2 separate regions of the Homo sapiens genome follow, and region 1 is linked to region 2. A link is an interaction called in ENCODE POLR2A ChIA-PET data of the cell type or tissue named here. Cell type or tissue: PC-9. All regions are shown on one strand. Each heading gives the region's core, and the rest is flanking DNA. Links, peaks and the distances in the headings are about the cores only.

Region 1 (15,097 bases), core at 4,186-12,185, 1.0 Mb before region 2:
AGAGACAGGGTATCACGATCTTGGCCAGGCTGGTCTTGAACTTCTGACCTCCTGATCCACCCGCCTTGGCCTCCAAAAGTGCTGGGATTACAGGCATGAGCCACTGTGCCTGGCCAAATATTATTTTTTTAAATGAATTGTTTCTCTTAGTCTGCTTTGTTAAATTTGGAATTCGTTGGACCCAGATAAATTAAAAAGTGGAAGATAAAAATACTTAAAATACGCTGGGTGCAGTGGCTCATGCCTATAATGCCAGCACTTTGGGAGGCCGAGGCAGGCAGATATCTAGGTCGGGGGTTCGAGACCAGCCTGACCAACATGGAGAAACGCCATCTGTACTAAAAATACAAAATTAGACGGGCTCTAATGGGCTTTGCCCATTTTTTAATCAGGTTGTTTTTGTTGTTATTGTTGTTGTTAAATTGCCCAAGTAACTCTTGGTGATTGTGTTTCTCTAATTTCTGCCCTCCTCTTCCTTCCTTTAATGCTTTATATTTTGTCACCAAGTGTGTAGCTTCTTAGACCTCTCTTGGGTAGTTTCAGTATTCATTTAGGAGTAACAACAAACAACAACAAAAAAAAAATGAAAGAAAGCAAAAGAAATGTAGTTGCTTCCAGCTGGAATCTGGTAAAATATGTATTTCACAACCAAGTCTTGTAAGAAAGGATAATGTGACTCATATAAGCTGGAAAGTTTAGGAGATTTAAAGCATAAAGTAGTGCTCAAAGTCACGTGGGTCCACCTCTTAGCTCTTCTGGTTTCACTGTATCCTGAGACAGTCTTTTCCAGGGTGGTTTCAAGATGGCTGCCAACAGCTACTTTCTTCTTTGTCCTCCCTGTCCCTCTTTCTTCTCCTCCTCTTCCTTCTCTACTTCCTACTTTCCCCTTTTCTTCTTCAGCAAACTTTATTTTGGCATTGTGAAAGGGAAATATCTTGGGCCTCCAAAATCACTAAGCTAAAGGGAAAAAGCAGCTGGGAACGGCTTAGAGCAAACCTGCCTCCCATTCTATTCAGTTGTCCCTCTGCTCATTGAGATAGATGCGTATAGTATCTGATTGCCTCCTTTGGAAAGGCTAATCAGAAACTCAGAAGAATGCAATTGTTTGTCTCTCACTTATCTGTGACCTGGAAGCCCCCTCCTGCTTCAGGTCTTCTCACCTTCACTTCGAGTTGTCCAGCCTTTCCAGACTGAACTAATGTACTTCTTACATGTATTGATTGATGTCTCATGTCTCCCTAAAATGTATAAAACCAAGCTGTGCCACAACCACCTTGGGCACATGTTGTCAGGACTTCCTGAGACTGTGTCTTGGGTGCACATCCTCGACCTTGACAAAGTAAACTAACTTTCTTTCTTTTTTTTTTTTTTTTTTTTTTTTGAGACAAGAGTTTTGCTCTGTTGCCCAGGCTGGAGTGCAGTGGCATGATCTCGGCTCACTGCAACCTCTGCCTCACAGGTTCAAGCAATTCTCCTGCCTCAGCCTCCCGAGTAGCTGCCATTACAGAAGCCCAGCTAATTTTTGTATTTTTAGTAGAGACAGGGTTTCATCATCTTGGCTAGGCTGGTCTTGAACACCTGACCTCGTGATCCACCCACCTCAGCCTCCCAAAGTGCTGGGATTATAGGTGTGAGCCACTGTGCCTGGCCTAAACTTTCAAAATTAACTGAGAACTCTCAGATTTTCTGGGTTTACATTTTGGTAACCAGAAGGGGTTTCTGAGTGGAGATACCCCTGACCTTTGACAAGCTTTAAATCAAAGTTAGCATGAGCTAACTTTATGGCTCAAACCAATAGGATAATTTGCTGAGGTCTGAGAGCACCCCCCCCAGAGAATCCCTGATCTCCCAAAATTTGGTCGAGATCTAACAACTCCTTTTTTTTTTTTTTTTTTTTGAGTTTTACTTGCTTCCAACACAAGGAAGGCAAGTTTTTCCTGCTTCCATGATGATGGAAGCGAACCAGTTCAATTCCAGCAGGAAAGATGAGTTTTTTTTCCCCTGCTTCTAGGATAGTAGACAGCAGTCTTTATTTAGCCTGAGACCCATCCCTAGGTAAGTAACTGAATTGGGGTTTGTCGTGGCTAAAGATTAACAACCAGCTGGTGTTAATTTGCTTACACTTCAGCCTGAGACCCATTCCTAGGTAAGTAACTGAATTGGGGTTTGTCTTGGCTAAAGATTAACAACCAGCTGGTGTTAATTTCTGCTTACACTTAACAGCACTCACATTAGAAACAACTTTTGGTGCCGCAAAAGAAATAGCACTCGAACAGAAATTTTCTCAGCAAGGCAAATTTACTTCTGCAGAAGGGTGTAGCTTGCACCAGTCATGATCACAAGAGCACACCGAGTGGGATAGGGTGTAGGGGTTCAGTTAGGATGGTGGGAAAAATTGTAAAATAAACACAAACCTTCTTGGAAAGCTGGAAGGTTTTTGCAAAAGCCTCAGGATAGAGTTATGGCTGACAGCAGCCTAATCCTCCTTGAGCTATAGCAAGGGTAATTAACATAGGAATGTAGAGGAGTCTGTCTAAATAGCTTGTTGACTCATGTGGTCCTAAGACTAACCTTTGACCATCTGCAGGTGCATGATTGCTCTCTACATGGTAATTACCTTCTAGTGGTGTTTACTTGAGAATTTTGTCATTTAATGTGTGCCATATAAGTGACAGAGGGCCAGCGAGTGGGGGCCATGGTTGCAAGTCTTTACAACACTCTCTTGGGAGTCTGTAAATCGCCTGAACTCTCAGAATAATATCTGTATCAGGGTATTTATTCATCTGTTGTTGGGTCAGGGTCTGCAGGATGGACCCCTGCAGCTGGTGCCCTGTGTGAGGATCACTACAAAGGAAGCACGAAGGACCCCCTGAAAATGAAGGTAAAAAAGGACTGCACGGTTACTGAGTAATCAGTAAGTCATTGGTGCCCACTCGGGATTTCCAAGTTCAGCTGGGAACAGGCTCACGCCTGTAATCCCAGCACTTTGGGATGCCAAGGTGGGCAGATCACCTGAGGTCAGGAGTTTAAGGCCAGTTTGGCCAACATCGTGAAACCCCATCTCTACTAAAAATATGAAAATTAGCTGGGTGTGGTGGCACGCACCTGTAATCCCAGCTACTTGGGAGGCTGAGGCAGGAGAATTGCTTGATCTCCGGAGGCTGAGGTTGCAGTGAGCTGAGATTGCGCCACTACACTCCGACCTGGGCGACAGAGTGAGACTCCATCTCAAAAAAAAAAAAAAAAAAAAAATTTAAAAAAGGAAGGAAATTGGCCAGGCGCGGTGGCTCACGCCAGTAATCCCAGCACTTTGGGAGGCTGAGGCGGGTGGATCACAAGGTCAGGAGATTGAGATGGTCCTGGCTAACACGGTGAAACCCTGTCTCTACTAAAAATACAAAAAATTAGCCAGGCGTGGTTGCAGGCGCCTGTAGTCCCAGCTACTGGGGAGGCTGAGGCAGGAGAATGGCCTGAACCCGGGAAGCGGAGCTTGCAGTGAGCTGAGATCGCACCACTACACTCCAGCCTGGGCGACAGAGCGAGACTCCATCTCAAAAAAAAAAAAAAAAAAAAAAGGAAATTCTGACACATGCTACAACGATGAACTTTAAGGGTATTCTGCTAAATGAAATAAATCAATCACAAAATGACAAATATGGTATGATTCTACTTATATGAGTTACCTACGGTAGCCAAATTCCCAGAGGCAAAAAGTAGAAAAGTGGTTGCCAGGGGGTTGGAGGAGGGGAGAATGGGGAATTAGTGTTTAGTAGATACAGAGTTTCCATTTTGCAAGAAAAAAGAATTCTGAGAGTGGATGGTGGTGATGGTGATGTTAATGAACCTAATGCCACTGAGCTGTAAATTTAAAAATGTTTAAGATGGTAGATTTGTGTTACGTGTATTTTACCGTAAGTGTAGGAAAAAGAGTTATGTGGACAAAAACACTTGCTGTAAGACAGACTTACATAGCTTGGCTGGAGAACAGCTAGAGTAAACAAATACATCATCAAAAGTAAATGAAAAATGTATAAATCCTGAGGGGAAATTTTTTTTTTAACTCTAAGACTTATGCAAATTTCTGCAAATAAATAAACAAAACTCTAAGACATATTTATGTAGAAACCTTAGGAGAAAATCAGGCCAGGCGTGGTGGCTCATTTTTGTAATCCCAGCACTTTGGGAGGACGAGGCAGGCAGATCACTTGAGCTCAGGAGCTCAAGACCAGCCTAGGCAACATAATGAGACCCTGTCTCAAAAAAAAAAAAAAAAAGAAAGAAAGACAGGAAGAGAGAGAGAAAGAGACAAAGAAAGAAAGAGAAAGGAAGGAAGGAAAAAGAAAGAAGAAAGAAAGAAAATAAAAGAAAAAAGAAATTCTCCAATGTCTCCAATATAAAGCCAGCTTTGGGATCTACTACCCTGTGTTGGTGCTTCTTAAACTGGAGAACGCACATCCCCCAAAAATATGTCCAGAGAACCCACCCCACTCCCTGTGCCCTGGGATCTGCTGACCTCATTTTAAGAAATATTGCACCTAATGTCAAAATAACACAATCACCCTGCATTTGTGATTTTTACTTTGGTTGAATTATTTTATGTTATAAAGGTATGTTATATAGTTAGTAATACTACATAGCCAAAAGCTTTATAGATTATCTTTAATTTCTTGAGGTAGTGTTTTCCCAACCTGAACACTCTTAGCTGCCCAAGAATATCAATAGAGAAACCAGTTTGAGAAGTATTGTACTACACAGAAGTTGTCTAAAGACCCTGAGATTTAATAATCTAGCAACAGAAGTTTCTGGTTTGAGCTCAATTGACTCCTAAAGAAAGTTGGGGCCTGGGCATGGTGGCTCACACCTGTAATCCCAGCACTTTAGGAGGGTGAGGCAGGCAGATCACTTGAAGTCAGGAGTTTCAGACCAGCCTGGGCAACATGGTGAAACCCCATCTCTACCAAAAATACAAACATAAGCTGGGTGTGGTAGCACATGCCTGTGATCCCAGCTACTCAGGAAACTGAGGTGGGAGGATCATTTGAGCCCAGGAGGCAGAGGTTGCAGTGAGCTGAGATCTCGCCACTGCACTCCAGCTTGGGTAACACAGCGAGACTCCCATCTAAAAAAAAAAAAAAAGAAAGAAAAGAAAAGAAAAAGAAAATTGATAGGAAAATAATGAGGGCTGGGGTAGGAGAGCAGGAGGCAGGGGCAGGGATCAGGGAAGGGCACAGGTGGCCAGTTGGTCATGGAGGCAGGATCTGTGGCTTTTAAGGGCCCTTTCTCTAGGACCTTGCACAGGGCCTGGCACACAGTAGTAGGCAGTCAATAGATATCGTTGAATGAATGAGGGAAGAGGGAGGAGGAGGAGGACAGAGATTGTGTTTTGTCATAACCAGAAACTCTGCCTGGATTTGTGTCTAAACTAGACAAAGCTGTGGCTTTTCACACAGCTTGGTGTGAGTTCGGTTGACTCCTAAAGAAAGTTTGGGGGCCGGGCGTGGTGGCTCACGCCTGTAATCTCAGCACTTTGGGAGGCTGAGGCAGGTGGATCACGAGGTCAGGGACCAAGACCATCCTGGCCAACATGGTGAAACCCCGTCTCTACTAAAATACAAAAAATTAGCCGGGCGTGGTGGCAAGGTGCCTGTAGTCCCAGCTACTTGGGAGGCTGACGCAGGGGAATTGCTTGAACCTGGGAGGCAGAGATTGCAGTGAGCCAAGATTGCGCCACTGCACTTCAGCCTGGCGACAGAGCGAGACTCCGTCTAAAAAAAGGGCCAGGCGCAGTGGCTCACGCCTGTAATCCCAGCACTTTGGGTGGCCCAGGCAGGCGGATCATCTGAGGTCGGGAGTTCGAGACCAGCCTGACCAACATGGAGAAACTCTGTCTCTACTAAAAATACAAAATTAGCCGGGCGTGGTGGTGCATGCCTCTAATCCCAACTACTTGGGAGGCTGAGGCAGGAGAATCGCTTGAGCTGGGGAGGTAGAGGTTGCAGTGAGCCAAGATTGACCCATTGCACTCCAGCCTGTGTAACAAGAGCGGAACTCCATCTCAAAAAAATAAAACAAAAAAAAGAAAGTTGGGGGCCAGGAGTGGCCGCTCACTCCTGTAATCTCAGCACTTTGGAAGGCCAGGGCAGGTGGGAACTTGGTTTCTGCTCTAACTGGTTTGGGGATGTGAATGAAGGGTAGGCAGAGATCTGACTTCAAGGCTTCAGGGAGCATGTGAGATAATTACAAAGTTAAGCAAGGGAAATTAAATTGCTGGCCAAAAATCACAATCCTTTTGCTCCTAAAGTTTAGAAATGCCCTGGTTTGCTAGAGAATTGACTTTTTTGAAACCTCTTATTTATTTATTTATTTATTTCTTAGACAGGGTCTTGCTCTGTGACCTAGGCTGGAGTGCAGTGGTTCCATCACAGCATGCTGCAGCCTCCACCTCCGGAGCTCAAGTAATCCTCTCACCTCAGCCTCCCAAGTATCTGGGACTATAGACATGTGCCACCGTGCCTGGCTAATTTTTTTTTTTTTTTTTGACATGGAGTCTCACTCTGTCACTCAGGCTGGAGTGCAGTGGCGCAATCTCGGCTCACTGAACCTCTGCCTCCCGGGTTCAAATGATTCTCCTGCCTCAGCCTCCTTAGTAGCTCGGATTACAGGCATGTGCCACCACGCCCGGCTAATTTTTGTATTTTTAGAAGAGATGGGGTTTCACCATGTTGCTCAGGCTGCTCTCGAACTCTTGACCTCGTGATCCATCTGCCTTGGCCTCCCAAAACGCTGAGATTTCAGGCATGAGCCACTGCGCCTGGAGCCTGGCTAATATTTTTTATTTTTTGTAGAGACAGCATCTCACTGTTGTCACCCAGGCTGGTTTCGAACTCCTGGCCTCAAGCAGTCTCCCTATCCTGGCCTCCCAAAGTGTTGGGATTACAGGCACGATTCACTGTGCGTGGCCCAGCTTCTTTTTAGTATTAAAAAAAATGTTGTGTCAGCCAGGATAGAATGGCCTATGCCACAGTAACAACCAACCCCCAAATTGCAGCAATCACATTTATTTCTTACTTTTGCTACATGTCCAAGGTGGGGCTGCAGGGCCTCTTTGCTGCTGCCACCACTCAGGGCCCAGGCTGCCAGTAGTGTCCTCTCAGCAGTGGCTTCCTTGATCATCAGGACATTGGGAAGGTGAACATGGTGAATTACGCACTGCTTTCTACCCAGAAGGGTCACATGTCATTCCTGCTCAAATTTCATTGACCAAAAAGAGCTACATAACCCAAATCCTACCAGGTGCCCCAAAGGTAGAGAGCTGCAAATATTTAGTGAACAGCATTTAATGACTACTACGTATTTTCCTTATGGAAAACAAACATACAGAACTAGAATTGCACAAATGAAGACTGAAGGTCTGGATTGGTTCTTCAACTCTATTAGGTTGGTGCAAAAGTAACTGCAGGTTTGCCATTTTAATGGCAAAAAGTGCAATAACTTTTGCACCAACCTAATACATATGCAAGAAGTTGTGTCACAAATTATAATTGGGGCTATAGCTATAGATTCACTGTTTGAAAGCCAATGTGAATCAAGGATTATTAGACAATGGGAGACTTCTACATTTCCCCCATACTGTTCTACAGCTTTGACTCAGAAATGCATTTTAGAATGTAAAAGATTTTTTCTTTTTTAAAACTCATTGCTTACTGCTTCTTAATTTAGTAAAAATCTACAAAGATATCTTTGTTTTCTTTTTTTTTTTGAGACGGAGTTTCGCTCTTGTTGTCCAGGCTGGAGTGCAATGGCGTGACCTTGGCTCACCGCAACCTCCACCTCCTGGGTTCAAGTGATTCTCCTGCCTCAGCCTCCCGAGTACCTGGAATTACAGGCATGTGCCACCAAGCTTGGCTAATTTTGTATTTTTAGTAGAGACGTGGTTTCTCCATGTTGGTCAGGCTGCTCTCGAACTCCTGACCTCAAGTGATCTGCCTGCCTCAGCCTCCCAAAGTGCTGGGATTACAGGTGTGAGCCACCACACCTGGCCTACAAAGATATCTTGATTGCTCTTCCAATTCAACTTTCCATTTGCAAAAGCCTCTAATATTTCAAAATTCTGAGTTTCTTCTGACAAAATTGGGGTAATCTGAAACAGGTAATGAACAAATCACAGAAAAATAGAGCTGGAAAGGAATACAGGGATTATCTCATCCAGCCATCTAAGAGAACAGAAAAGATAAAAATAATAAATAAATAAATAAATAGCTCTGGGATGTAGTCTTTCTGGCTAAACAGCTTCCCCATGAGGAAGTTGCAGCACTTAAACTTTTGACTCCTGTAGGCACAGCAGTGCATGCCTGTAGTCCCAGCTACTCCTGAGGTGGGAAGATCACTTGAGCCCAAGAAGTCCTGGACTATAGTACACGATGCCAATCGGGTGTCTGCACTAAGTTCAGCATCAGTATGGTGACCTCCTGGGAGTGGGGGACCACCAGGTTGCCTAAGGATGGGTGAACCAGTCCAGGCAGAAACTGAACAGGTCAAAACTCCTGTGCTGATCAGTAGTGGGATTGTGACTGTGAATAGGCATTGCACTCCAGCCTGGATGACATAGTGAGATCCTATCTCTAAGAATAGAGAGAGAGAGAGAGGGAACTAAACTTATCACTCCAAGCCAAATTCCCTTTCCTCACAGGCCTCTCATTAATGTTGGAAAATGCCGGGTCCTCTGTACAACTTTCTGTTTCCTACAGTTGCCTGGCCTCTATTTGTTTTTGTCATGTCATATTCCTCAACTGTTCTAATTGGAGTGGAGCTGTGGTCATCTATTGTTATAGTAGTAATACTGAACATTGCCATCATTTTTATTAAGTGATTCTTACTTGCCACAGCAGTATTGTATTTTCCCCATGCAAATATCATGTGTGATAGGTTCAACTGTGACCCCCTAAAAAATCTGTTCAAATCCTAACCCTTAGTGCCTATGAATGTAACCTTATTTGGAAATAAGGTTTCTGCAGATGTAATTACGTTAAGATGAGGACACACTGGATTAGGGTGTGCTCTAAGGTGACTGTCCTTACAATAGGTGAGGACTTGAGTGACGCAGGTACAAGCCAAGAAACACCAAGGGTGGCCAGCAGCCACCAGAAGCTGGAAAAGGTGAGGAAAGATGCTTCCCGAGAGCCTTCAAGGAGTATGGCCCTGCTGATGCCTTGATTTTGGACTTCTGGCCTCCAAAACTGCCAGAGAATAAATTTCTGTTGTTTTAAGCCACTGAATTTGTGGAACTTGTTAAGGCAGCCCAAGGAAACCAACACACTCCATGAGATGGTTATTAATTCTCATTTTACAGATGAAGAAACTGAGGTTTATAGAGATTAAAGATTTGCTTGAAGACTTAACAGCCATGAGAACTAAATCAACGTGTAGGTTTTGTTTGAATCCTATAAAAAGGCCATTTTTGAGATAATCAATGAAATTTGAATATGGTTTGGGTAGTGGATGTTATTTATTTATTATAAATTTTATATTATTGTTTTAGATGTTACTAATTATATTTGTTGGTGCAAGGTGCAGTGTTATTACATTGTTGTTCAATAACGGCATAGTGATCATATTTTAAAAGGGTTTGGCCAGGTGCAGTGGCTCATGCCTGTAATTCCAGCACTTTGGGAGGCTGAAGGGGGAGGATTGCTTGAGCCCAGGAGTTTCAGATCAGCCTGAGCAACATCGTGAGATGTTGATCTAAAAAAATAACCAATACATTTTTTTAAAAGAAGGAAAAAAAAATAAGTAGAAAGAAATATAAAAGGTTTTTACCAGCAAAATATGCATACTGAGGTATTTGTGGGTAAAATTTCATGACGTCTGGAGCTTGCTTTAAAATGCTCATCCTGGCCAGACACGGTGGCTCACGCCTGTAGTCCAGCACTGTGGGAGGCCGAGGTGGGTGGGTCATTTGAGGCCAGGAGTTTGAGACCAGCCTGGTCAACATGGTGAAACCTCCATCTCTACTAAAAATCTAAAATAAATAAATAAATAAGTAAGTAAATAAATCAGCCAGGGGCTGTGGCACACGCCTGTAGTCCCAGCTACTTGGGAGGCTGAGGTACAAGAATCGCTTGAACCTGGGAGGTGGAAGTTGCAGTGAGCCGAGATGGCACCACTGCACTCCAGCCTGGGTGACAGCAAAACTGTCTAAACAAACAAACAAAATAAAATGCTCATCCCCACCACTCCCCGAAAAGTACTGGAGGGAGTGGATAGATGAAACAAAATGGACACGTTGTCATTAATTGTTGAAGATGGATGATGTGTGTGTGTGTATATAGGGGTTTGTTATAGCATATATTGTACTACTCTTTCTGTTTATGTAACAAAAAATAACCTTTCTTTCTGAGAGAATTCAGTCCTATTGTCCTAGGGCATATTCTGTAATGAATTAACTCCACTCTTATGCATCTTGCAGGGAACTGCAGCATGGGATGCAACATTCTTGGAAGAACTGAGAAGAGTACTCACTCAAATTACCTTCTGTGTGGTTTCTATGGTTTCTCCACACTGGTTGAGAAAGTTCTGAAAACCGCAATCCAGAGGGTAAGTCCAGCTCGAACGGGAAGGCAGTCGGGCTCAGGAACATGGAGCAACCACCTGCCCTTCTGCTGCCCTGGACAATAGGTATTGCACTGTTGGAACTTGGTGGCATTTGCCCAAGGTCAAAATAGGGCATGAGGGAAGATGAAGGGATGGAAGTGAGCCAGCTGTGGGCATTCTCCTAGACACTTCTCATGCTCCTCTGCTTCTCTTAGCCCCTAGAGAACTAAGCCTCACCTAGTCCCCCACCCTTCTCCCCTGTCCCTAAAGCAGTGCACATCCCTTTCGAGATTTTCTGACAGTGACTAGGAAATTCAAGGGCAGGTTTTGTAGTGGAAAGTGCTGGCTAGGGTTGTGCAGCCCATAGGGGCCTGGTTTCCTAATCTGACCCCATGGCTCTTTGGCTGTGTGATCTGGGGCAGCTACCTAACCTCTCTCAGCTTCAACTGCCTCTCCTGTGAAACAAAGATGGTATTGCCCAACAGGCTGTGGGGAAGACTGAATGAAGCATTATTATATGTTATGCACCTAGTGAACTGCATGATATACAGCAGATGTTCAATAAGTAAGACACATGGCCGGGTGCAGTGGCTCACGCCTGTAATCCCAGCACTTTGGGAGGTCGAGGCAGGTGGATCACCTGAGGTCAGGAATTCGAGACCAGCCAGGCCAACATGGCGAAATCCCATCTCTACTACAAATAAAAAAATTGCCAGGCATGGTGGCGCACACCTGTAATCTCAGCTACTCAGGAGGCTGAGAATCGCCTGAATCTGGAAGGCAGAGGTTGCAGTGAGCCGAGATTGCGCCACCGCACTTCAGCCTGGGTGACAAAGCAAGACTGTCAAAAAAAAGAAAAAGAGATAAGGGCAAGAAAAGGCTCCAATCACTGCCTCAGCCACGTCCACTGCCATGACCACTGATACCTCACAGGATAATTTGCACCTTGGATTTCAGATGCTGATAACTGGTTTCTGTAAGGTGAGATCAGGGCAGAGAAGATCCAGGAGAGGGCTGGCATGCTGCCCAAAAGACTCCTTCCAAAAGGGCTGATGGCAGGGCTGAAACCACCTTTGCAAAAATTATAACAGAGGAAATTATGACAGTGAAAGAGATCAAACCTAACCGACTCCATCTGGCTTCTAACCTTTAAGCTGTCCTTGTTCACTCCTGGGCATAGGCTGAACTAACCTTGGGAAGGAATTTAGTTCACAGTTTTGCTCTGAAACAAAATTGATAATAGCCCTTTCCCCACAAAGACCCACTTCTTGCCTGGGGACCAGTCTATCTTTGTAGGACTCACAAATTAGCTACAAGATTAGAAATTATGGTTTAGAGGTCATGCAGCCTCTGGCTGCAAGAGTCTGAACCTCCCCAAATTGCTTCTGGGGATAACATCACCATTGTAAAGCCTAAGATCAGTGCTTGAGACATTTTGCAGACCTTGCACTGGTAGCTGACACTACCCAGAAGGGTAATCTGGCTCAACCAGTTCTGTGATCCCACCCAGGAACAGAAGACAGCAAGAAAACCTCACTATGACCCCCTAAAATCCCATCTCCAAACTGGCAAATCAGCACCCCGTACTTCCTGAGACTCCACCCCTCAAATTATCTTTAAAAATTCTCCAAATGCTCAAGGAGACTGATTTGAGTAGTAATAAAACTCTGGTCTCCCGCATAGCCTGCTCTGCATGAATTACTCTTTCTCCATTGCAATTCTCCTGTCTTGATAAATTGGCTCTGTCTAGGCAGCGGGCAAGGTGAACCTGCTGGGTGGTTACAGGGCTTTGGGTAGAAGAGAGAGAGGAGATGAGAAGAATGCTTACAGGGGAGGCAAAAGGGGAATTCCTGGGGCAAATCCTGGGGGGAAAGTAAGGGAGAGGTACTCTCCAAGGGACATAGGTGAAACTTGAGTCATCTGTAAATGTGAATACCTCCAAATAAATAGAAGAAATGTAAATAGTACTTGCTATGTCCCAAGGCTTATTCTGGAAGCTTTACAAATATTAACTCCTGTAAACTTCTCAACAACCTGTGACATAAGTGCTATTATTATCTCCATTTTGCATGTGAATAAACTGAGGCAAAGAGAGGTTAAGCAACTAGTCCAAGGTTGTCCAGCTGGTAAGGGTTGGAGCTGGGACTCAGATCAGACAAGCTTGTTCCAGCATCTCTCCACCAATTCTGGAAATCATCACTCTGTAGCTGAGTGTTGAGAATGGTACAAAGAGTTAAGATTCCTGCATTTTGATGGATCTTTCTTCTGAAAACTGGGTCACCCTAACAGTCCCCTGGGTTTACCTGGCCAGGATACCTTGATTCTCTGACACTTTTTTTCCTCCCTCAGGTCTAGTTCTGTGATCCCTCTTGGCTTGTGCCTTGTCTGCTCCAGATGGGGTGTCCTCTCTCTGTGCCAGTGTATCAGCCAAGGGTCCATCCAGAAAAACCCACTCAGAGTGATGTATACTAGGGAGATTTGAGAGGACCTAAACAATTTTGGAAGCTGGTTAATGCAAACTAAAAACAATTCTGGGATAGCCACAGTGGCTCACACCTGTAATCTCAGCACTTTGGTTTTTTGTTGTTGTTGTTGTTTTTGAGATGGAGTCTCGCCCTGTCACCTAGGCTGGAGTGCAGTGGCATGATCTCGGCTCACTGCAACCTCCACCTCCGGGGTTCAAGCAATTCTCCTGCCTCAGCCACCCAAGTAGCTGGAATTACAAGCATGTGCCACCACATCCAGCTAAGTTTTGTATTTTTAGTAGAGACAGGGTTTCACCTTGTTGGCCAGGCTGTTCTGAAACTCCTGACCTCAAGTGATCCACCTGCCTCAGCCTTCATCCCAGCACTTTGGAAACCTGAGGCAGGTGGATTTCTTGAACCCAGGAGTTCAAGACCAGCTTGGGCAACATGGCAAAAGCTCATCTCAACAAAAAAATGTATGAAGTTAATAATAATAATAAATAAAATGCTAAGGTCCGCGAACCACCTGAATGGACCCATCCTCTCTGCCAGGACATTCCAAAGTTAACCTGAAAAACTGGTTCAGGCCATGACAGGAAGGGAGGGTTGGACATACCTCATTATACCCTCCTCTCTTTTGGATTTCAGCAAAAGCTGACAAGCGTTAACATCAACACAGACCTTAAGTCTGATAAGAAAAACTTACGGGCCGGGCGTAGTGGCTCATGCCTGTAATCCCAGCACTTTGGGAGGCCGAGGCGGGTGGATCACTTGAGGTCAGGAGTTCAAGACCAGCCTGGTCAACATGGCGAAACCCCGTCTCTACTAAAAATACAAAAATTAGCCAGGCGTGGTGGTGCACACCTGTAATAACAGCTACTCTGGAGGCTGAGGCAGAAGGATCACTTGAGCTCGGGAGGCAGAGGTTGCAGTGAGCCAAGATCACACCACTGTACTCCAGCCTAGGTGACAGAGTGAGACCCTATCTCAAAAAGAAAACAAAAAAAGAAACACTTTCAGTCTATTATCCCTGAAGGCTGCTACCTGGAGCTTTCACCTGCATGATAAAACTCTGGTCTCCCCAACCCCTTATCATCATAACCCAGACATTCCTTTCTGTATATTCCAGGTCTTTAGATAATAGCTTAATAAGTTAACTCTGTCAACCAACTGCCATTCAGAAAATGTTTAAATCTACCTATAACCTGGACCTCCCCCACCTGCCTCCTTCCAGTTGTCCCACCTTTCCAGACCAAACCAATGTACATCTTACATGTATTTGATGTCTTATGTCTCCCTAAAATGTATAAAACTAGGCTGTGCCCCAACCACTTTGGGCACATGTTCTCAGGGTCTCCTGAGGGCTGTGTCACGGGCCATGGTCACCCTCATTTGGGCCAGAATAAATCTCTTCAAATATTTTACAGGACTTGACTTTTTTTTGTCAACATTGAACAGTCTGTAGATGGCTGGTTCTGGGGCCTGAAGTCTGCAGGGCAGGTCCTCTGGGGATGAGGATGAGGATGGATATGAAGTGGAGGAAAGCAAGGATAAACTGGGACTCTTGAGCCCAAAGCTGGAGCCAGAGGACAGATTGGAGCCCACATAGGTCTTTTAGAAAGCTTCCAATTTCAAGGAAGTAGGTGTCCTATAGGGAAAGCTAGAGCCTTCCACTATGGAACCAAACATACATCTGGCCCAAGAGTCAGAGAAGCTGAAAGAGGCTCCAGCAAAATATGGAGGAGCTGTGAGCCACGGGCTGCCACCAACAAGGTGAGCCAACAGAAAAGCAACAACACGAGCATGTGCTGGGATGGTAGCTGGAGCCTGAGCCAGTCAGCTGAGCACAGAAGGGATACAGCTGCTGTTTCACCTCTGTCTTCCAAATTCCACCCAAGATGTCTCTTGTGGGCCATGCCAGCCTGGAACTATGCAGGGAAGGGGATGCTGGGAGACATTGTTCCAGCTTAGCTCAACTGCTGCAAGCCCAGGCCACACACTTGGGATAGGACGCCCTGCTCTTGCTGGGGAATCCCCTCCAT
Region 2 (15,097 bases), core at 4,210-12,209:
AGAGAAGCAACTTATCACATAAAAGGGAATCCTCTTCAGACTATCTACATATTTCTCAGCAGAAACCTTGCAAGCCAGGAGAAAGTGAGATGATATATAAAGTACTGAAAGAAAAAAAGAACAAAAACTGCCAATCAGGAATATTATACCCAGCAAAGCCATTCTTCAAAAATTAAGGGGAGACAAAGACTTTCGCAGACAAACAAAAGCTGAGGGAGTTCATTACCACTAGACCTACTTTACAAGAAATACTAAAGAGAGTTTGAGTTGAAAAAAATTATGCTAACAAGCTGAAAACATATGAAAATATAAAATTAGTCCAAGTGAGGTGGCTCTCACCTATAATCCCAGCACTTTGGGAGGCCGAGGCAGGCAGATCATGAGGTCAGAAGATTGAGACCATCCTGGCTAACAAGGTGAAAGGCTGTCTCTACTAAAAATACAAAAATCAGCTGGGTGTGGTGGTGCACACCTGTAATCCCAGCTACTCGGGAGGCTGAGGCAGGAGAATCACTTGAACCCAGGAGGCAGAGATTGTGGTGAGCCGAGATCATGCCACTGCACTCCAGCCTGGTGACAGAGCAAGACTCTGTCTCAACAAAAAAAAAAGAATATATAAAATTCACCATAAGGATAAAAATATAGTCAGACTCAGAATAACACTGTAGAAGTGGTGAATAAGTCACTTTTAACTCCAGTATAAAGTTAAAAGATAAATGTATTAATAATAACTATAGCTACAATAATTTGTTAATGGATACACAATATATAAAAGGCGTAAATTTTGACATCAATAGCAAAGTGTGGAGGGAGGAGAAGTTAAAGTGTAGAGTTTTTATATGTGGTCATAATTAAGTTATTATCAGCTTAAAATTGGCTTTTATAGCTATAAGATGTTTAATGTAAGCCTCACGATAACCACAAAATAAAACAAAGACCTATAGTACATACACAAAAGATAAAGAGACAGAAATCAAATCATACTACCATGAACATTTATCAAATCACAAAAGAAGACAGAAAGAGGGAAAAATGAATAAAGGAACTATAATACTATCAGAAAACAATAAACAAAATGTCAACATTAAGTTCTTACCTTCAGTAATTACTTCTTGTTTAATTAAAATTAAAGTTTTTTTTAGAGAGAGGGTCTTGCTTTGTCACCCAGGCTGTAGTGCAATGCTGTGATCATAGCTCACTGCAGCCTCAAACTCCTGGGTTCAAGCAATCCTCCCTCCTCAGCCTCTCAAGTAGCTAAGACAGCAGGTGTGCACCACCACACTTGACTAATTAAAAAAATTTTCTTTTGTGGAACTAGGGTCTTGGTGTGTTGCCCAGGTTGCTCTCAAACTCCTGGCCTCAAATGATCCTCTCATCGTGACCTCACAAAGTGCTGGGATTACAGTCATGAGCCACTGTTCCCAGACCTGGTAATTACTTTTAAATGTAACTTGACAGAATGGCTGAATAGATTTTGAGAAACAAGATCTAACTATATGCTGTCTACAAGAAACTCATTTTAGCTTTAAGGAGGCACACAGGTGGAAAGAGAAAGAATAGAAAAAGATATTTTGTGCAAATAGTAACCAAAAGGGAGCAGGAGTGGTTATATTTATATATATTTATATCTGACAAAATAGACTTAAAGTCAAAACTGTCCCAAAAGACAAAGAAGGTCGCTATATAATGATAAAAAGGTCAATTCATCAAGAAGACATAACAATTATAAATATATATGCACCCAACATCAGGGTCCCTAAATATATAAAGCTAATAGTAACAGAAAAAGAAATAGACATTTATACAATAACAGTAGGGGACTTCAATACCCCACTCTCAACAATGAATAGATTATCTGGAGAGAAAACCAGTAAGGAAACAGTGGATTTGAACAATACTGTTCAAATGTTATAGATCAAATGGATCAAACAGATATAAAAAGAATATTCCATCTATCAGGAGCAGAATACATATTCTTTTCAAATGCACATGGAACATTCTTCTGGATAAATCAAAGGATAAGGTAGGCCATGAAACAAGTCTTAACAAATTCAAGAAGACTAAAACCATTCCAAGTATCTTTTCTGACCACGATTGTATCAAACTATTAATAGAAAACAATATCATGAGGAATATTGGTAAATTAACCAATATATGGATATTAAAGAGCATGCTAGTGAACAACCAATGGGTCAAAGAATAATCAATAAATAAAGAATTTTTAAAAAAATATTCACAGAATCAGTAAAAAAACCTGTTTTGAAATTCATATGGAACCACAAAAGAGCCTGAATAGCCAAGGCAATCCTAGGCAAAAAGAACAAACCTGGCCACATTAATTTACTTGACTTCAAACTATACTACAAGAGGCTGGGCATGGTGGCTTACACCTGTAATCCCAGCACTTTGGGAGGCCAAGGTGGGCAGATCATCTGAGGTCAGGAGTTTGAAACCAACCTGGCAAACATGGCAAAACCCCATCTCTGCTAAAAATACAAAAATTAGCTGCACATGGTGGCAGGCACCTGTAATTGCAGCTACTTGGGAGAATGAGACATGAGACTCACTTATACCTGGGAGGCAGAGTGAGCCGAGATCATGCCACTGCACTCCAGCCTGGGCAACAGAGTGAGACTCTGTCTTAAGAAGAAAAAAAAAAAAGCTATACTACAAGGTTAAGTTTACAGTAACCAAAACAGCATGGTACTGATACAAAAACAGGCACATAGACCAGTGGAACAGAATAGAGTCCAGAAATAATCCTGCACATGTACAGCCATCCAATCTTCAGCAAAGCTGACAAAAATAAGCATTGGGAGAAAGGGATCCCTATTCAGAAAAAAATGGTGCTGTCATAACTGGCTAGCCATATGCAGAAGATTGAAAATGGACCCCAAAATTCAACTCAAGATGAACTAAAGAAGTAAATGCAAAACTTAAAACTACAAAAATCCTGAAAGAAAACCTAGGAAATACCATTCTGGACATAGGACCTGGCAAACATTTCATGATGAAGATGCCAAAAGCAATTGCAACAAAAACAAAAATTGACAAATGGGATCTAGTTAAACTGAAGAACTTCTGCACAGAAAAAGAAATTATCAACAGAGTAAACAGACAACCTACAGAATGGGAGAAAATATATGCAAACTATGAATCCAACAAAGGTCTTATATCCAGAATCTATAAGGATCTGAAATCAACAAGCAAAAAACAACCTCATTAAAAAGTGGACAAAGGACATGAACAGACACTTTTCAAAAGAAGATATACATGTGACCAACAAGCATCTGAAAAAATACTCAGCATCACTATTCATTAGAGAAATGCAAATCAAAACTACATTGAGATACCATCTCACACCAGTCAGAATGGCTATTATTAAAAAAGTCAGAAAATAACAGATGCTGGTGAGGTTTCAGAGAAGAGGGAACACTTATACACTGCTGGTGGGAATATAAATTAGTTCGGCCACGTAGAAAGCAATGTGTCAACTCCTCAAGGAACTTAAAATAGAACTACTATTTGAACCAGCAATCCCATTATTGAGTATATAACCAAAAGAATATAAATCGTTCTACCATAAATACACATAAATGTGTATGTTCATTGCAGCACTATTCACAATAGAAAAGACATTAAATCAACCTAGATGCCCATCAGTAGTAGAGTGGATGAAGAAAATGTACATATTCATCATGGAATACTATGTAGCCATAAAAAAGAATGAAATTATGCATGACCTTTGCAGCAACATAGATGGAGCTGGAGGCCATTATCCTAAGCAAACTAACACAGGAACAGAAAATCAAATACCACATGTGCTCACTTATAAGTAGGAGCTCAACAATAAGAGCACATGGACACCAAGGAGGGAAAATAGACATTGGGGCCTACTTGAGGGTGGAGGGTGGGAGGAGGGAGAGGATCAGAAAAAAATACCTATTGGGTACTATGTTTATTACTGAGTGACAAAATAATCTGTACACCAAACCCCAATGACATGCAATTTAACTATATATTAATAACAAACCTGCACATGTACCCTGAACCTAAACAAAAAATTGAAAAAAGAATCACAAACTATGATCAAGTGGGATTTATCCGTGGGATGCAAGGATAGTTCAACATATGCAAATAGGTAAATGTGATACACCATATTAACAGAATGAAATAAAAAATTATTGATTATCTGAACAGACACAGAAAAAAAATTTGAAAAAATTTCAACATCTTTTTATAATAAAAAACCTCAACACATTAGACATAAAAGAAAATCGAAATACAAAAAGCAATCTGAAAATGTGTACAAAACCACAAAGTCCTCAAATAGTAAAAACAATCTTGAACAAAAAGGACAAAACTGGAGGCATCACACAATCTGATTTCAAGATACAGTACAAAGCTATTGTAATCAACACAGTATGGTACTGTGGGCCTCAACATAATAAAAACCACATATGATAATCTAACAGCTAATATCATTTTTAATGGCCAAAAGCTGAAAACTTTTCCCCTAGGATTGGAATTGAGATATAGCTGTCTACTCTTGTCTCTTGTATTTAATATAGTACTAGAAGCCCTAGCCAGAGCAATTAGATTTTTAAAAAATTACAGGGATCCAAATTTGGAAGAAAGAAGTAAAATTGTTTGCAAGTGACATGATTTATATACAGAAAAATTCTAAAGATTCCACCAAAAAATCTGATTCAAACAAATAAACAAATTTAGTAAAGTTTCAGGGTACATTTGATATGCAAAAATAAGTTGTATTTCTGTACACTAACAATTACCTATTTGAAAAAAAATAAGAAAACAATCCCATTTATGACAGCATTAAAAATTTAAAAAACCTTAAGAATAAATTTAACCAAGGAAGTGAAACATCTATACACTGAAAGTACAAAACATTGATGAAAGAAATTGATGCAAAGATATCCAATGTTTATGCACTGAAAGAATTAATATTGGTAAAATAGTCATACTACCTGATATGGTTTGGCTGTGTCCCCACCCAAATCTCATCTTGAATTGCAGTTCCCACAATCCCCACGTGTTGTGGGAGGGAACCAATGGGAGATAATTGATTCATGGGGGCGGTTACCCCCCATGCTGCTGTTCTCATGATAGTGAGTGAGTTCTCATGAGATCTGATGGTTTTATAAAGGGCTTTTCCCCTTTTGCTCGGCACTTCTCCTTGTTGCCACTATGTGAAGAAGGTTGTATTTGCTTCCCCTTCCACCATGATTGTAAGTTTCCTGAGGCCTCCCCAGCCCCATGGAACTGTGAGTTAATTAAATCTCTTTCCTTTATAAATTACCCAGTCTCAGGTATGTCTTTATTAGCAGTGTGAGAATGGACTAATACACTACCTAAAGCAATCTATAGATTTAACGCAATCCCAATGAAAATTCCAATGTCATTTTCCACAGAAATAGAAAAAACAATCCTAAAATCTATATGAAACCGCAAAAGTCCTCAAATAGTCAAAGCAATCTCGAACAAAAAGAACAAAGCTGGAGGTATCACATAACCTGATTTCAAGATACACTACAAAGCTACTGTAATCAAAACAGTACAGCACTGTGTAAAAACAGACATATAAACCAGTGGAACAGACTAGAGAGCCCAGAATAAATCCACACCTTTATGGTCATTTGATTTTTGGCAAAGGTGCCAAGAACACACAACGGGGAAAAGATAGTCTCTTCAATAAATGGTTTTGGAAAAACTGGATATCCACATGTAGAAGAATGAAACTGAACCCTTATCCCACACCACATACAAAAATCAACTCAAAATGAATTAAAGATTTAAATGTAAGTGCTGGAACTGTGAAACTACTGAATAAAATATAGGGGAAAAGCTTCTTGACATTGGGCAAAGACTTTTTTGGATATGACCCCAAAAGCACAGGAAACAAAAATAGAATTAAACTACTGATATTTCATTAAGAAATCATGTTGCACACTTTAAATATATACAATTTTTGTCAATTATACCTCAATAAAGCTGGACACACACACACACACACACACACACACACACACACATTTGGTATATTTGGGGTTTACCTTCCAGCACGTGAGGAAGCCACAGAAGGGCTTTAACCATTCAGGGATAGGATCCAAGTTATGTTGTAGAGTGACACTCTGGTGGCTGGGAAGAGTGAGTTGTGTTACACTCAGAAGCAGAGAGATCCCATTGTGTGGCCGTTGCAGTGGGCCCCCAAGAGCCTTCAGTGGGGGATGGTGGCTCCAACTGAGCTTGAAGGACTTCCAAAGACAGCAAATGAGAGGTGAAGCCAGCTGGGCTTCTGGGTTGAGTGGGGACTTGGAGAACCTTTGTGTCTAGCTAAAGGATTGTAAACACACCAATCAGCACTCTGTCTAGCTAAAGGTTTGTAAACGCACCAATCAGCTCTCTGTCAAAACGGACCAATCAGCACTCTGTAAAACAGACCAATCAGCTCTCTGTAAAATGGACCAATCAGCTCTCTGTAAAATGAACCAATCAGCGGGATGTGGATGGGGCCAGATAAGAGAATAAAAGCAGGCCACCTGCGCCAACAGTGGCCACCCGCTCAGGTTCCCTTCCGGTGTGAAAGGTGTGTTCTTTCGCTTTTCAGATAAATCTTGATGCTGCTTATTCCTTGGGTCCACGCTGTCTTTATGAGCTGTAACACTCACCCAGAAGGTCTGCAGCTTCACTCGTGAAGCCAGCAAGACCACCAGCTCACCAGTAGTGATGAACTTAAGTCGGGAGGACTGAACAACTCTGGACGTGCCACTTTTATGAACTATAACACTCACTGCAAAGGTTTCCAGCTTTCACTCGTGAGTTCAGAGATACCACAAACCCACCAGAAGGAACAAACAACTCCAGACATGCTGCTTTGCTGCGTTTAAGAGCCGTAAGACTCACCGCGAAGGTCTGCGGCTTCGCTCCTGAAGTCAGCAAGAGCACGAACCCACCAGAAGGAAGAAACTCCGGACACATCATCTTTAAGAACTGTAACACTCGGCAGGGCATTGGGGCTCACGCCTGTAATCCCAGCACTCCGGGAGGTCGGGGGGGGGGGGGGGGGTGGATCACGAGGTCAGGAGATCGAGACCATCCTCGCTAACACAGTGAAACCCCAGATCTACTAAAAATACAAAAAATTATTTTGGGCGAGGTGGTGGGCGCTTGTAGTCCTAGCTACGGGGGAAGCTGAGGTAGGAGAATGGCGTGAACCGTGGAGGCGGACCTTGCAGTGAGCAGAGATCGCGCCGCGAGACTCCGTCTAAAAAAAAAAAATGAACACTTACCACGAGGGTACGCGGCTTCATTCTGGAAGTCAGCGAGACCGAAAGCCTACCAATTCTGGACACAAAATGGGGTGGAGGTGGCAGAGAACAATACTCGGTGAGGCTTTTGGGGGCCATTAGGTGATTCATGTGATCAAAGTGAATAGTTCCTAGATCAGGGACAGTCAAAACTTCCTAGGTACATGAAGAAGCTGTTCCTCAAACAAAATGTCACTTGGAACTGCCACATTTAAGTGAAAGGGCAGTGGCTCTCCTTGGGGCTGGGGAGGGGGGTCTACAGCCACGTCCGGCTCTTAGGCATTGTTATTCCTTCTTCCCCAACTGTGGCCTCCAAGCCACTCTTGTAGAACCCCCCAGAGCTCTGAGGGTCCCAGTGGGAGAACCTCTGATAGGAGGGAAGGAGTGAGAGAGTGCCCTGCTGCTCTTCCTCTCGCTTTGCTCCCTTAACTTGTGCTGTGCACAGCTCTTGACCTTTCTGAGAACAGACTGGCATCTCTGGCCGCCCGCCCTCCTTCCCTCCCTCCTCACCAACCCTGACTGGCAGAGGTTCTCTGCGTATCTGACTCAGTGAGCAACCTTCCTTAAGGCAAGGCCCTTTATTTACCCCTCCGCCTCCCATTTTGGCACCTCGGTGGCTATAAATACGCCCTGTGAATGCAATTACGTGATGGAACGCAGGCTGCGCCAAAGCCTCTTTGCTCCAGGCTATGGTGTCAGCCATTTACCTCTGTGAAGCATATAAAAAGACACGCGACTCAAGAGGCAACGCACACGCTGAGACAGAAAGCAAGAGCACAACGAAAAATACAACAACAAACAAAACTCATAAGACGGCATTATGAGTATTCCCGGGAGAACAAAAAGGCTCCAAGAAGGTAACTCCCGTCTCTTGAGCATACAATATGGTTTTTATAAACTTCCAGGACTCTTTCCTACTTTTTTTTTTGCTGTTTTTACCATATCACCCCCACAACACAGTTTTTTCTTAAGGAAATTAAACACAAAACACCTACTGTATATTTAATTTAAAGAGGAAAAAAAACTTCAAACCTTTCAATGTTGAAATATCATTAAGCAGGGTGACGCAAAGCTGGAGAGGCCAGGAAATTGAGTCTTTAACCTGCCACTCCTTCCCGAGCGTATGGCCATGTATGTCATTACACAGCACTCTGCTCCAGAGTATAAATTAAGCTTCATTATAAAGATGAAGGCAGCCCAGGCCTGGAGTTTCGCAGGATCTGGCTGCGGTGGGCTGGGGGGTAGTGGGTGGGCCCTGGCCCTCTCTCTTCTAGAGGTCACAGTAGTAGCACAAGGACCCCCACCTCCTTCATCCTCGGGGGCTGCTGCGAGGCCTTCTCAGCGAAGCATTGGCCAGGCTCTGGGAAGAGCCGATGACCGGCTGTGCTTTCCAGATTTGGAAACTTGGCTCATACTTTTCCTTAAGCAGCCTCCAGCTTCTCTGCGTATTTCAAATCATCTTGTCATTCAATGCCCAGAGCAAACGCCGTGGTCTTGCTGAAGCCACATTTCTAACCGCCCAGCTATTTCTTTCCCTCTGGCTCCTCCTGCATGACCAAGATTTTGAATTGTGAAGTTGATTGCCTGACTTCCCGGCAATGTTTCTTCATGTTGGACAGGTGACTAAGCCTCTTTATGCCTTTGTTTCCTTGTCTACAGGATGAACTAGTTGTGCGGATTAAGTGAGATTGTGCCCATAAAACACATAGTCATTCAACAACTCTTAAACTATCTTGGGAGCATAGCAGATGTGAAAGAAAACTATCTTTAGTCCCCTTTGAGTTCCAAAGTTCATTCCACAGATCTGGCTGGCCCAAACAATAGTACTTGTTTGTCAAACGCATCGTCTGTGCCCAAGCCTGGGCTGGGGAGTGTCAATAGCTAGTGAGAGAGGGGCTGAGGAACTCTGAAGGTCCTTGCCAGTGAAGAGCACGTCATACTTCCAGGATGCTGTCTGTGCTCTGCAAAAACCACGAGGCAGCCTAGAAGCTGCATTTCCGCAAGGAAGCTAAAGGAACTTAGGACAGAGTAAGGACTGCTGGGCTGCAGTGAAAGGGAAAACCTTGGAAGAAGAATGGCACATCATTTATTTTTCATTTACAAAGTGATTAACCTATGCGTTATTTTTCCCCAAAGGATTTTAGGTGGTTTTCAAAAGCACGTGCAATTCAAAATATAAGATAAATGAGGGAAAATATATGTAATTGTCAGTCCAGGGATTTGACACTTAGAGCTTAAAAGAAAGAAATGTTTGGATGGATGTGTATGTGTGTGTATATTGTAGGTGGTGGGGAGTGAGGTAGTGTTTCCCAACTGTTAGCTGATTGTTTTAGGTTTTCATCTTGTGATTCATACTATATTTGGCTTTGAGAAGCTTAAGTCCATTGTAGAGAAGATATTTCAGTTGACTTACAGCTCTTACATGGACTCTCAGCAGAACTTGGTTACAAAGGATTGGGAAAGTGGCCCAGGGATCTTGGTGACCAATATCTGGGGACATAACTAATGAGGAAGTGACCCAGGCTAGCAGCGAAGAAAACAATGACTCTCTTGGCTGGTCCTAAATCTCCTGTTTTCTCACGAAGATCCTTTGATCACTTCCTTGGCCAGGCAAATGTGTCCTTACTGTTTGTTTCAACTTATGGGGAATTTCCCGGGAGCCTGGCCCTATCTATCTCACGAGAATAACCTTTAATCTTATGAGTCTTCACAACACACACTATATAGCAACCATCACCTTAGTATACTAGACAGTGCAGTTGGTGTGCATCCAATAAGAAGGTCATCCCCAAGGCGTTCTGCAAGCTCAGGCCTCACGGAATGATGTTACCAAACTGCCTTGATTTCTGGCGATTTCCAACAGAGGATCACAGAGCACTGTTCAGGTCCACGTTAACCTTGTGGCTTTCTTGGCACATAGATCCCAAAGCAAAGGATGCCAGGCAACAAATCAGAAATAGAATTGAGAAGTAAGCACAAAGGATGAAGGGAAGTGCCAAATACATTTGGTTTCTCATGGGGGATAAATTGAATTACGGTCTTAAAAAGTTTTAAAATAGTGCAGAAATGCTAAACATGAAAAGAGGTGTTGGATATATTTTAAGATTCCAGGAACTCAGAATCAGAGTCATGACATAAGAGGGATTCACTGGTCATTTTGTACAGTAGTGCCAGAAATAAGGAGCCTTGCGGTGCACATCCAGCCAAATCCAGGCAAGTGGGAATGGAGAGGCAAAGAGAGCTTGGGTTAAAACACAGTATCGTTTTCATGCCCCACTGGAAGTTACTGACATCCTCACATGGGCTCAGAATTCGAGCACGTGAGCTCACCTTCAACTTTAACAGCCTACATTCACCCAAGTGGTTCTGCAAAGAAATAAGAAACTGTGTTTTCCTTCCAAGTAACAGACACCGTGAAATGAGTGTTCAGGCTGGTTTCCCTGCAAATCCAGGCATCACAGAAAAACTTGTGACTACACAAACAAAAAAACAAGCATACATTATGTGGCCAGAATATGTTTATGTTTAATATATTTTTCAATTAAAAAAATCAAAACCAGCCGGGTGTGGTGGCTCACACCTGTAATCCCAGCACTTTAGGAGGCTTGAGGCAGGTGGATCACGAGGTCCGGAGACTGAGACCATCCTGGCTAATATGGTGAAACCCCATCTCTACTGAAAATACAAAAAAATTAACCGGGCTTGGTGGCATGCACCTGTAATCCCAGCTACTTAGGAGGCTGAGGCAGGAGAATCACTTGGACCCAGGAGGCAGAGGTTGCAGTGAGCTGAGATCCCGCCACTGCACTCCAGCCTGGGTGACAGAGTGAGACTCCATCTCAAAAAAAAAAAAAAGAGAAAAAAAAACCAAAACCACAAAGAATTAATGAGAGCAGCCTATCTATAAAGCCATCTCCTTGTATTTCTTTTGGAATCATTTAATAATGTTAAAATCTTAATATAAATGAAATCATATTTTCAACATGATTTTCAGGATTTGTATGTCTCTCTCTGTCTCTGTAAGTCTAAGCCAGGACCTTGACTGAAGAAAAGTATTCCTGCATCCAGTTCTGCTCTGGCCTCGTCTTTCTGAAAAGGCAGAGAAACAGAGGCTCCAAGAGATACCCTGTAGCTGAAAAAACCAAAATTGTTAAAACTAGAAAACACCATAGGCAATGAATTTAATCCTCTCCTGTTACAGAGGAGGGTCCAAGCTTTGAAAGATAAATTATTTCCCCAAGTTCAGATCTCCTGACTCCAAATCAAATTACTTTCTTTCATTTCTTTTCTTTTCTTTTCTTTTTTTTTTTTTGAGACGGAGTCTTGCTCTGTCCCCAGGCTGAAATGCAGTGGTGCGATCTCGGCTCACTGCAACCTCCGCCTCCCGGGTTCAAGTGATTCTTCTGCCTCAGCCTCCCAAGTAGCTGGGACTATAGGCGCGTGTCACCACTTGCAGGTAATCAAGTTACTATCTAGCCAAACTATCCACCTCTGAAGGGCTGTGCAGCTGGACGGAGGTGAGAGGGAGCTCTAAATGGGCTCCAGGCAGAACAGGTATCACTTGAGGGACAGCTCTCAGTGCAAGGATCCCCACTTACATCAGCGCCTAGACAGAGAATTATGGAAAGTAAATGGGGACAGAGTTCAGAAAGGGGGAGAAGAGGGCCAGGGGAGAAGAAGAGAAGGGCAGTGGCTCAGTAAGACCATAGCCTTTGCTAGGACACCAGTCTGTTGAGCCAGAAGTCCAATATGAGAACTTCCTTGGCCGTCGTTGGAAGTCCCCACACAGGTCTACTGGTGCCAAGTCACTTCTGGCTCTGAAAGGCCTGCCTTTTGGTTATATTCTCCCAGTACCTCAGAATGAACAACAACAACAAAAGCTTCATTTTACTTAGATAAACCCCCCTCTAGCAATCCCTGCAGAAAGACGAGTTCTTTCATCACACGCAAGGCAAGGGGTGGCACCCTGGGCTTTCAATGGGACCTGTTTGCAGCAGGAAACTGTCATTCTCTCCAGCCTTCATTTCCAAATGTTACCTTACATCCTCCTACCAAAAAGAAAGATTGCTATTGTTCAAAGGCCCTGAGAGGCTTGAAGGGTGCCTCTGTATCCCCAGTAGGGCTGAGATTGACAACTGACCTTGTGTCTTCTGCTCAGTAGCCATGAACCCAACAGCACTTGATATATTTGGGAATTGAGGACCACAAGAAAGATGAACCTCTTGGAAGGCAGTACTGGATGGCCGCTGCCCAAGCTTGGCGCAGCTTACATCACGCATACCATCCTTCCTAGCCGGCCAACCACCCTCAGCCTCTCTGGCAGGGTTCTCGCCAGCAATCATTACGACTTTATTATAGCCCCTTTCAGCAACTCATGAGTTTTTACAGCCAAATTACAAGTTTGTTTACAGTTAAGTAGCAGCGAGTACTTTTAAAGCAAGTACTGTAGATGTTTTTACGACTGAGTTTGCACCATCAGAAACATACCGAGTATATGGCAGGGCCCAGGACGCCAGGGAGGCTGTTTAGGATTCATCTAAATAGGGCAAATAAAGGGGCTTTGTGTTTGCCTCATGGAGGCAGGTCTCCACCAGGCCAAGGCTTGGATTTTACACCATGAGGTCTTTGTATATATACCAATGTGGGGTTCATCTGATAGTTTAAGGGACGTAATTTGCTTCATTAACTGTATTAAATATTAGAATAATTAGGTTATAATTTTAAAAATTATTGTCACATAATAGAATAGTCAAATTCATAGTGACAGAAAGTAGAATGGCCGTTTCCAGGGGTTGCAGGGTGGAAGGAATGAGGAATGGGGAGTTGGTGTTTAACAGGGACAGAGTTTCATTGTGAGAATATGAAAATCTTCTGGAGATGGATGGTGATGATGTTTGCACAGCAATGTGAATGTACTTGATGCCACTTAAAATGGTTGAGATGATACATGTTAAGTATATTTTGTTGCAATAAAAATATTTAGAAGCTGAAGACATATATTATTGCCTTCAGGTAGAGGATGGAGATTTAGGTTTAGGGAAGTAAGTATACACACATATATGTATATGTATATATGTGTGTGTAAAACAATCCCTTTTTCAAAACACATAGTTAACTTCCTATTCTTTCACTTTCTACTTTGATAACACCAATATCCAGATTTAGTACAAGATGTCTAAAACATTCTAGTTTTATCATATGAGCCAAGTTTGCCTGAAAACAAGTGGCGGATGGCATTTTTAGTGTGGTAAATAGTTTCATTACTTTCAAGTAAAATCTCTATAACATGGTTAACTCATGGAGTGAGATGTTCAATTCTGAAGAAACCTCTAATAGGATAACAATTTTCGAGCATTTTCTGTGATGGAATCACTCATAGTTGTTTGAGAACTTTGATACATATCTCCAACAAATAAATAAACTATTCGTATTGAGTAAATCTTTTTACTTGAATCATTTGGTTCATAAAAATGACTTACCTGCCATTTCCAAGCAGCAAGAAACCCTTGGTTGTGAGAAGACGATTCTGAACAATATGTGTATCTTAAGAGTGATTTTCTCATTGACTTAAAACATTCTCTCTTTTGATTACAACCTGAAGAATTTATGTTTTCTCACAAAAAAGCAGAACAAGTAAATATTAATGAAAAGAGATGATAAAAGGAAATAGAGCAAGCATAACTAATATTAATTATGATATTTGTAGGTTTTTTGTTTTAAAACAACAGAAATGTATTTCCTCCCAGTTCAAGTTTTTTATCACTACACTGCACTGTGTCTCATTCATATAACGCCATTTATTTTCTACATTTCCCTCTGAATGGCAAATTTCACAGTGGCCAAATATCGGTCTCTCTCATTCACTACTGTGTACTCAGGGTCTAGAACATTTCCTGGCATCTAATAGGTGCCTTGAAAAAAAATTGTTGTGGTAGAATACACATGACAAAAAATTTACCATTTTAAATTTTTTTTTTCTTTTTTTTTTTTCTTTAGAGGCAGGATCTCACTTTGTTACTCAGGCTGGAGGACTGCAGTGGTGCGATCATAGTTCATTGCAGCCTCAAATTCCTGGGCTCAAATGATCTTCCTGTCTCAGCCTCCCAAGTAGTTGGGACCCCAGGCACATGCCACCACACTGGCTAATTTTTAAATTTTTTGTAGAGATGGGGCCTCACTATGTTGCCCACGCTGGTCTCAAACTCTTGGCCTCAAGTGATCTTTGCACTTCCGCCTTGGCCTCCCAAAGTGCTGGGATTACAGGCATGAGCCACTGCACCCTGCCATCATTTTAACCATTTTTAAGTGTATAATTCAGCGGTATTAACTGCATTCATACTGTTGTGCAACCATCATCACCATCCATTTCCAGAGCTGTTTTTTGTTTTTGTTTTTTGTTTTTTTTTTTGCATCAAACTTCTCAACAGTAAAGACCGTGGTGGAGAACATTTTTGATAAACTCAAGGATTTGATCCAAGGAGCTTATGAACCAATGCTATCCCTCAACAGAATTGAGCATGCACAACTCAGGTGATCCTGTACTCTGAAACTTTCTTTCCACAGAACTATTCAAGGAGAAAAGCTTCATCCAAATCAGAGAGAACTGGGGAAACATTGGCCAAAGGACTAATAGTGAGTCTTGGATATATTTAATTATGGATCCCAAACTAAAATAAACGTAGGAACAACGGTAGAAAAATAATGTGTAATTTTTTATTGTCCTGACAAGTATGTGGGCCCTCCATATCTGTGGGTTCCACATCTTCAGA

What was found. ChIA-PET counts read pairs that join two places held together with the same protein. Peaks named below come from ENCODE experiments on the same cell type or tissue, not always from the same donor. Only the 100,000 strongest peaks of a DNase experiment are listed, where the experiment ranks them.
Region 1: POLR2A ChIA-PET joins it to region 2 with 9 read pairs; 1 of 35 experiments calls an interaction of 5 or more read pairs at or near these places.

What each region holds. Positions count from the first base shown.
Region 1 is chr7:39,880,042-39,895,138 of GRCh38, forward strand. It overlaps LOC101928688 (a long non-coding RNA gene), which reads left to right. Exons shown (of 9, transcript XR_001745176.2): 8 at 10,466-10,593. It also overlaps the pseudogene RN7SL496P. Among named protein-coding and RNA genes, the nearest start is that of CDK13-DT, 62 kb to the right of the region's middle. In PC-9, for the core only: no CTCF peak of the experiment used is centred there; a DNase peak (open chromatin) is centred at 8,310; H3K27ac peaks cover 1,489 bases.
Region 2 is chr7:40,891,411-40,906,507 of GRCh38, forward strand. It overlaps LOC105375242 (a long non-coding RNA gene), which reads right to left and starts at 8,896. Exons shown (of 3, transcript XR_927191.3): 1 at 8,633-8,896. It also overlaps a transcript of SUGCT not described here. In PC-9, for the core only: no CTCF peak of the experiment used is centred there; DNase peaks (open chromatin) are centred at 7,941, 8,421 and 8,891; H3K4me3 peaks cover 1,789 bases; H3K27ac peaks cover 2,436 bases.